Regions from separate parts of the Homo sapiens genome. Here region 2 is linked to region 1. Evidence: chromatin contacts called from ENCODE Hi-C or POLR2A ChIA-PET data. All regions are on one chromosome and are shown on one strand. The core of a region is the stretch at or near the end of the contact, and the rest is flanking DNA. Distances in the headings are between cores, read along the strand shown. Region 1 overlaps FRMD4A (FERM domain containing 4A). Region 2 overlaps FRMD4A (FERM domain containing 4A).

What was found. Hi-C counts contacts between places; a loop is a spot of excess contacts on that map. ChIA-PET counts read pairs that join two places held with the same protein, here RNA polymerase II (POLR2A). Pooled maps may share reads with other maps.
Region 2: a pooled map shows a loop between it and region 1 (1.9-fold over the local background). The contact joins two enhancer-like sites. A Hi-C loop is called at or near these places in 2 of 50 pooled maps. POLR2A ChIA-PET finds 5 or more read pairs at or near these places in 2 of 52 experiments (GM12878 and WTC11).

Annotation. Positions count from the first base shown.
Region 1 is chr10:13,829,956-13,833,871 of GRCh38, forward strand. All of the region lies in intron 3 of FRMD4A (FERM domain containing 4A), which reads right to left. Among named protein-coding and RNA genes, the nearest start is that of FRMD4A-AS2, 160 kb to the right of the region's middle. Within about 2 kb of position 2,001, at least 7 of the 41 ENCODE cell types and tissues checked have a DNase peak (open chromatin) inside an H3K27ac peak, as active enhancers do.
Region 2 is chr10:13,985,452-13,989,349 of GRCh38, forward strand. All of the region lies in intron 2 of FRMD4A (FERM domain containing 4A), which reads right to left. Among named protein-coding and RNA genes, the nearest start is that of FRMD4A-AS2, 4.2 kb to the right of the region's middle. Within about 2 kb of position 2,185, at least 2 of the 41 ENCODE cell types and tissues checked have a DNase peak (open chromatin) inside an H3K27ac peak, as active enhancers do.

The sequences.
Region 1 (3,916 bases), core at 751-3,250:
ACCTCTGACCCCTTCCTGTCGCTGGCACCTGATCGGATCCTAGCAGTGACCTCACCTGGGGATTTGACTGTGTGCTTCCCCACATGCCCTAGCTCTCTCTCTCTCTCTTCCTTTCTCTTAGCCTTACATGTTCTCTCTGGAGGAGATAACGCGCTTTACATTCATAACAGTGTGTCAGTCTGCAGAGAGAGAAATCATCTAAGGCCATGACCTCACTGCCACAAGTGTCACTGACTGCCAGGCAGAGCATCCATCGGGCAGGGCGCTGTCCCTCCTCGGCCCTCCTTCCCTCCATTTGCAGGAGGAAGGGTCACTACCATCCAGGTCACAGGCACAAAAGAGATTTTGTTGTCTGGGCTGCTGCTTTTCCAGCCCCTCTGACAGACTCCAGAAGGAGTCAAGGAATTGGGAAGGCGACAGCGTTAGAACAAGAAGGTGAAAAAACAGCAAGCATGCATCTTTCTCCCAGAGCTTCTCCAAAGCCAAACTATAGACTCTGAATGAGCCCTGAGCCAAGATGAGAGGTCAAGGTTCTTGTCCTGACTGTGGGCCACAGAGTTCTATGGTTTTAACAGAGAAGGTGGGATCCATAGCCCACTTCCAGTGGCTCCCTTTAACCAGTGCTGCCCCCTGCAGAACCAGCACAAGGCGACACGTTAATGTAACCCCAGCATTGCCATTGAAGGCTTTATGGGAGGCCTTGCCCTACTTACCAGAGAAAGCAAAGCGGGAGGTGTAGAGAAATGGGAAGCCTGACCATGTATGTTCATGTTCCATGTCACGCAGCATCCCTGTGTGTGTGTATGTGTGCACAGGAGTACTTGGTGTCATAAGTTTTGCTTATTATTATTAGAGACAGAGTCTCGCTCTGTCACCCAGGCAGGAGTTCAATGGCACATTCTCGGCTCACTGCAACCTCTGCCTCCCGGGTTCAAGTGATTCTCATGCCTCAGCCTCCCAAGTAGCTGGGATTACAGGCACCCACCACCAGGCCTGGCTAATTTTTGTATTTTTGGTAGAGACAGGGTTTTGCCATGTTGGCCAGGCTGGTCTTGAGCTCCTGACCTCAAGTGATCCACCTGCCTTGGCCTCCCAAAGTGCTAGGATTATAGGTGTGAGCCACCATGCCTGGCCAATTTTGCTTTTTAGAAATCACTCCAGACCTGACACTTCTTAGCTAGACAAAGAGGCACACACACACAGAGAGGCAGGACGCTCACTTCTACAGTCCCTGTGGAGTTTTAGACCAAACGCAATGCCTCTGACCTTCTTTGGATGACATCAACTTTACCGGTCTTCATCTGGGGACCTGGGCATCAAATCCCAGCCTGAAGATCCCAGGATTGGCCAGGTATGGTGGTGTATACCTGAGGTCTCAGCACTTTGGGAAGTTGAGGCAGGAGGATTGCTTGAGCGTAGGAGTTTGAGGCCTGCAGTGAGCTATGATTGCACCACTGCACTCTACCCTAGGTGACAGAGCAAGGTCCTGTCTCTAAAACAAATAAAATAAGAACTTAAGATTGCTGTTAGGAAACAAGAAGGCTTTGAAGTCACAGACTTGGACTGGCATTAAGGTTTTCTGAACTGTTGTGGGATCAGGACCCAGTAGCTTCACTTCCCAGAGTTTCAGCTTCTTTTCTGTAAAGTGGACATCATATCTCCAACTTTCTGGACACCATGGAGTTAAATAAGATGGTGTATGGGACATGTAACTCAGTTCTTGACACATAATTATTACTTACTGCTTGTTAATTCCTTCCACACGTCCACTGTGCATTTCCCTTCCCCATGCCAACCTCTTAACAACATCCTCATTACATCCTTATCCTGCTTCCTTTTTGGGTAGGAGATCTCCCAGTTGCCATTGTCTGGGAACACCCAGGCATTCACCGGGGGAGAGGCTGAGCTACTCCAAAATGGAGACAGTGCTGGGTGGACTCCTGCCTCTATCAGAATTCATCCAGGCCAAGAGCTCAGGGCTTTTTTAGCCAAACAACAGCAATCTCCTGCTGGCACGTAATCTTCAAGACTTTCACTTCCTCTGTCAGAGTGGAGGGAAAAATCAAACAGAACAAAAGCAAAATGAAAACCCTGGCCTGGACTTCCATTCTAATGTGCATGAGTGAGGTGGGCTCTGATGATCAATTACACCAGCAGAACCAATGAATTACACCAAGAGAACCGAGTTGCCGGCCCAGCTCACCGGGGGTGAACTCAGACACTGCTTTTCCTGCCTGCTTTCGGCTGCTCCCTCTCGGCCACTCTTCCAAGCTGCATCCCAAGCTGTCCTTTCTAGCTGCTTGATTGAAGTGCCTTTCCCGTGTGTCCACAGCAATACCAGCATCAAGGATTGTCCACTGCCCTCTTAGGATTCCTTCCTCCAAACAGACCCTCGTGCTTCGTCCAGAGTGAGAGGTTTCAGAACAGGAAGCAGGAGGTCTGTGCGGAAATGTCACCTGGATCTTCTAAATTAGTGATTTCAGCCTTGCGAGCACATTAGAATCAGCGGGGCAGTTTAAAAAGCCAGAGATGCCTGGGGCACCCTCGGGATTCCGACTTGATTGGTCTTGGGTGGGTCGAGGAATCTGTGGATTCTTTTTTCTTTTTCTTTATTTAGAGAAAGGGTCTCACTCTGTCACTCAGGCTGAAGTACAGTGGTACAATTATAGCTCACAGCAACCTTGAACTCTTGGGATCCTGCTAGGAAGCTGGGAATGGCCTAGATCTCCAAGCACACCCCTAGGGGACTAGAGGGTGAGGCCTGCAGGCCAGGGGGTAGGTGGGAGTGATCCTCCCACCTCAGCCTCCGAAGTAGCTGGGACTAGAGGTGAATGCCACCACACCCGGCTAATTTTTAAATTTTTTATAGAGACAGGGTCTTGCTATGTTGCCCAGACTGGTCTTGAACTCCTAGCCTCAAGCAATCCTCCCACCTCAGCCTCCTAAAGTGGGAATCGGTTGATTCTAATGAGTGCAACTAGGAATGAGCATCTGGAAAGAATCACTGTGTTGTGGGGAAATGCATATTTGCGATGTAATTAGAATGCTGATGCCTTTCCGTGTACAGTCTGCCTTCACACATATGTCTCCCTGGATTCAGAACAGTATTTATCGAGCACCCACTCGTGCTGGGTAGGGTGATGGGTGCCATGGATCTGCCATAGGAAGCCATGGTCCCTGACTGTATTAGACTGTTCTCACATTGCCAATAAAGACATACCTGAGACTGGGTAATTTATAAAGAAAAAGAGGTTTAATGGACTCACAGTTCCATATGGCTGGGGAGGCCTCACAATCATGGTGGAAGAGCAAGAGAAGTCTTACATGGTGGCAGGCAAGAGAGAGCTTGTGCAGGGGAACTCCCATTTATAAAACCATCAGATCTCATGAGATTTACTTACTACCATGAGAACAGTATGGGGGAAACCGTCCCCAGGATGCAATTATCTCCACCTGTCCCTGTCCTTGACACATGGGAATTATTACAATTCAAGGTGAGATTTGGGTGGGAACACAGCCAAACCATATCACCAACCTTCAGGAGCTCACAGAGTGGCCACATAACTCCTGACATTCATGGGGCATCTGCCCTGTGCCCGGTGGTTAAGGGCCCAGATTTGGGAGCTCCTTACTGACTGTGTGGCTTCAGGCAGGTTAAATGAACCTGTCAATACAATATCAGTACCTGCTTCATTGGAGCGTTGTGAGGATCAAAAGCCTTCTAACAGAGAAAGCCCTTAGAACAATGCCTAGCATCTCGTAAGTCTTTACAAGAGCCCACTAATCTATACAGAATTGCAGTTAATCATCTCAACAACACTATGAGGCAGATGTTATTGTTATGATCATTCCCATATTAAAGGTCACCCGGCTATGACATAGTGGAGCTGGGCCTCAAAGCCAGGTAGTCTGACCC
Region 2 (3,898 bases), core at 935-3,434, 160 kb after region 1:
AATCTCCTTGAATGTAGGTAGTCTTCAGGGAGTGGGTGTGAGTTCAGGTCAGGCCTAAGAGCCTGGAAAGCCAGGCATATGCTAAGGTTGGGATGCCGGAGAGAGAATAGGATCCTTTTAGATGTGAAGAAGGGCCCTGAGCTGGGAGCAGGGTTAGCAAAAGCCAGCCATGGAACCATGTCGCAGCCCTGGCAGGCACCAGTCTCCACGGGAAAGCAGAGAACAGGTCCAGGCTGAGGGCATAAGCCCACTGGGTTGGCCTGGGTTTGGGAAGAAACAACCACAGCCTAGGGCACAGGAGGGCCCCTGGCCCATCCTAAGCCTTTGACACAAGCTTTAGAGCAGGTTTACACTGCTCACTAGCGTACAGCCGCCCTCTAGAAGTCTGCCAGCCCTGGCGATGCTGATTTAGGAACTGAGCAGGCTGGCAGCTTTTCACACCTGCAGCTGGGAGGGATGAGAAGGTGCAATCTGGCAGGACAGCACCAACTGGCTCCAAACGAAGCCCCTCCCCAGCCCCACTGTCCCGACACTGCAGCCACCCGTGGCTTTGGTCATCTCTTTTGTCTAGAACTGAGAGTTTCTAGGGGCTGCTTGGATTCTGCACAATGACTGCAGGCTCCCTTCCACAGGCGTAGACATTACAGCCACGGCAGCAACCCTCTCCCACCTGGGTCCTCCCTTCCTGTGGTCCCAGGGTGTCAGCCCTGGCTGCCCATGGGGGTCCCCTGGGAAGTTTTAAGAAAGTATGTTTATTGCGGCACTATTCACAATAGCAAAGACTTGGAACCAACCCAAATGTCCAACAATGATAGACTGGATTAAGAAAATGTGGCACATATACACCATGGAATACTATGCAGCCATAAAAAATGATGAGTTCATGTCCTTTGTAGGGACATGGATGAAATTGGAAATCATCATTCTCAGTAAACTATCACAAGGACAAAAAACCAAACGCTAAATGTTCTCACTCATAGATGGGAATTGAACAATGAGAACACATGGACACAGGAAGGGGAACATCACACTCTGGGAACTGTTGTGGGGTGGGGGGAGGGGGGAGGGATAGCATTAGGAGATATACCTAATGCTAAATGACGAGTTAATGGGTGCAGCACACCAGCATGGCACATGTATACATATGTAACTAACCTGCACATTGTGCACATGTACCCTAAAACTTAAAGTATAACAATAATAATAAAAATAAATAAATAAATAAAATAAATATAAGGAAAAAAAAAAAAGAAAAGCTTTTCCCTGCACCCCGCTCCTAGAGATTCTGATTTTATTGGTCTGGGGGAGGGACTCAGTATTGTTATTTTTGAGAAGCATCTCAGGGTTTCTAGGGTACAGCCAAGGAGAAGAACCACTGCTGTAGACCCCTAGATCACCAGGTCTTGGTGGCTTGCAGATGAGTTCTTCAATTCACAATGGAACCTAAGGGTTTCGGTCAGTGGTTCTCATACCTGTATGAGAATCACCTGCAGGGCATGGAAAAACATGTCTGTAGGGCCTGGGAATTTGCATTTCAAACAGGTTACCAGGAGAGGCTGATGTTCTGGCTATGTGACTACACTTTGAGAGCCATAGATCTAGGCCCTCAGATCTCACAGATCTCATAGATCTAGGCTCGTAGCTCAACCTTAGTTCTTGGACTTAGGGTGATTGAGAGAAATAGAAGCAAGCTGTGTCCGTCACTGTACTTAATGTTTACAGCTTCATATTTTCACATGGCTTCGAAAGATCTGCCACTTTACCTCTGAACTATCGTGGGATAGAAACCCCAGCAGAGCAACTGGCCCATGGAAGGAGTTAATAAACGATCCTTCCCCCATATGCAGAATGGAAAATCGACTCTTAAGAAACTTCCACCCAACTTTTTCCCACCCCTCCCATGAAAAAGTTAAATCGTGAAAAGAAATATTTTGTTTAAAGTAACAGGATGTCTCCTTCCACCATGAGGGCCCACTTACAGACTTGAAAAGCCTGAATATTAGTAACATGCATTTATTTCTACATTAAAGTCATTTCTTAATGATGTGATATTTCAGTACTTGAGTTCGCCCAACGTCAGGAACCAAGCAGCCAAGCTGAGACCCTGATCACTCCCTCCTTTGTCTCTGGATGGGAGACTAGAATATTCAGAGGTTACAACCTGCGGCCAACAGAGCATTTTGACTCGTTATAGAAATGAGTGACTCATCCATGGGTCATTTACTCATCCGTCTCTCTTCCCCGACCACGAGGAAACTGCAGGGGACACACTTACTTTTCTTTAACTCGATGCACAAAGAACACAAATGTTGCTGATTCTGAGACCTGACTTCCTGTTATTAAAGAGGACATCGTACAATTTAACAGAACAAGATTTCTAAGCAAAGCAGAAGGTCTAATGATTTCAGAGTTTGCTTCCTACCTACAATTAACTAGGTCACAGCTGTAAAGGAAGAGAAAAAATAAATCACTCCAAACCAGGAGCACTCAATGTCATCGTGGCCAAAAAATAAACACTTCAGTTTTTCTTTTTTAAAAGAGGGGACTCTCAATTTAACAGAAACAAGCACATTTGATATACGCTAGAAAATAAAAAAAATCTGATCAGACAGTAGGCAAAAGCAGTGTCTCAGGCCCACTTATTTAATAGTTACACAAAACAGAGGAGTGAAAATAATGTACTTCATATCTAAAGGCTACAATATGCCTCGTATCCATGCAGAACACTTCTTTAGTATTATACACAACCGTAAAGACTCCCATTTGGTCATGTAGGAGTTACAGAGTTTTTAAGGCCCAGGACTGCTCAGGTCTGTAGGACTTCGCAATTTGGCAAATGTGAAATTCTCATAGTGGACTCTTCGACCTTGGTAGGATGTCACAGAGGAAGAGATCCTTTTAGAGTGGATTGTATTTTTAAGTATCCCCAGTGCCCAAGAAAGGAATGCTTTCAGACAGGGACATTTCAATGTGTTTAGTCCCTTCCTTTCTCTCTTATGATCACCTCCACCAGGAGGATTTTGTTTCTCTTTGAGTGGGTTGTACAGTCACTACTAATTTTGTCTAAGTGTTTGCATAAAATAGCTGTGGGAAAGATAATTAATGGATGGATGGATGGATAGACAGATATCTACATATATACATAGATAGATGAATGGATGGGTACATGGATGGATGAATTGGTGGATAGATACCGATGGATAGATACCGATAGATCGATAGATAGATAGGTCTCTATAGTTGAACAGATGGATGGATAGATAGATGGATGAACAGAGAGATCTCTATGTAGATTTCTATAGAGATCTATCTGCCTATCCATCCGTCTATCTATCTATCTACCTACCTACCTACCTACCTGAAACAAAGATGAAAAAGAAAAATAACCTATGAGCATGGACGTCAGAGAGGATACTTTAGATCCTCGACCTCAAAATGCCCTTTATAGGCTCCAGCCTCAGCAACTACACGGGAACTTGGAGGAATGCAGACTGCATCTGCATTTAGTAAAACCCCCAGATGATTCCATTATAAACTGACGCTTGAGAAGGTGTGCTTTAGGACAGTGATTTTCAGTAACTTTTTTTTTTTGTCAATTATGGAAATCTTTTCCCAAATGAAATATTTGGTGGGGACATAAGAAATATCTTAGAAGCAGAGCTCTGGTTGACCAGGGGTGAGGGGGGTCTCAGTCTTCCAGCCCCCTAGTGGCACCTCCCATCCCACACTGCGTCTTAGCGGTAGTGGCTCCTGCTTCTGAGTGGGTATCAGGGGTCCTGGTGTTTTTGATTATGTTGCACCCTAACACCTACCAGCCCAGAGGCTACCATGTTGATTCTTCTGAACAAAGAAGCCCTGGCATATTATGGATGCTCAGGTGATATTAGATGATCATTAG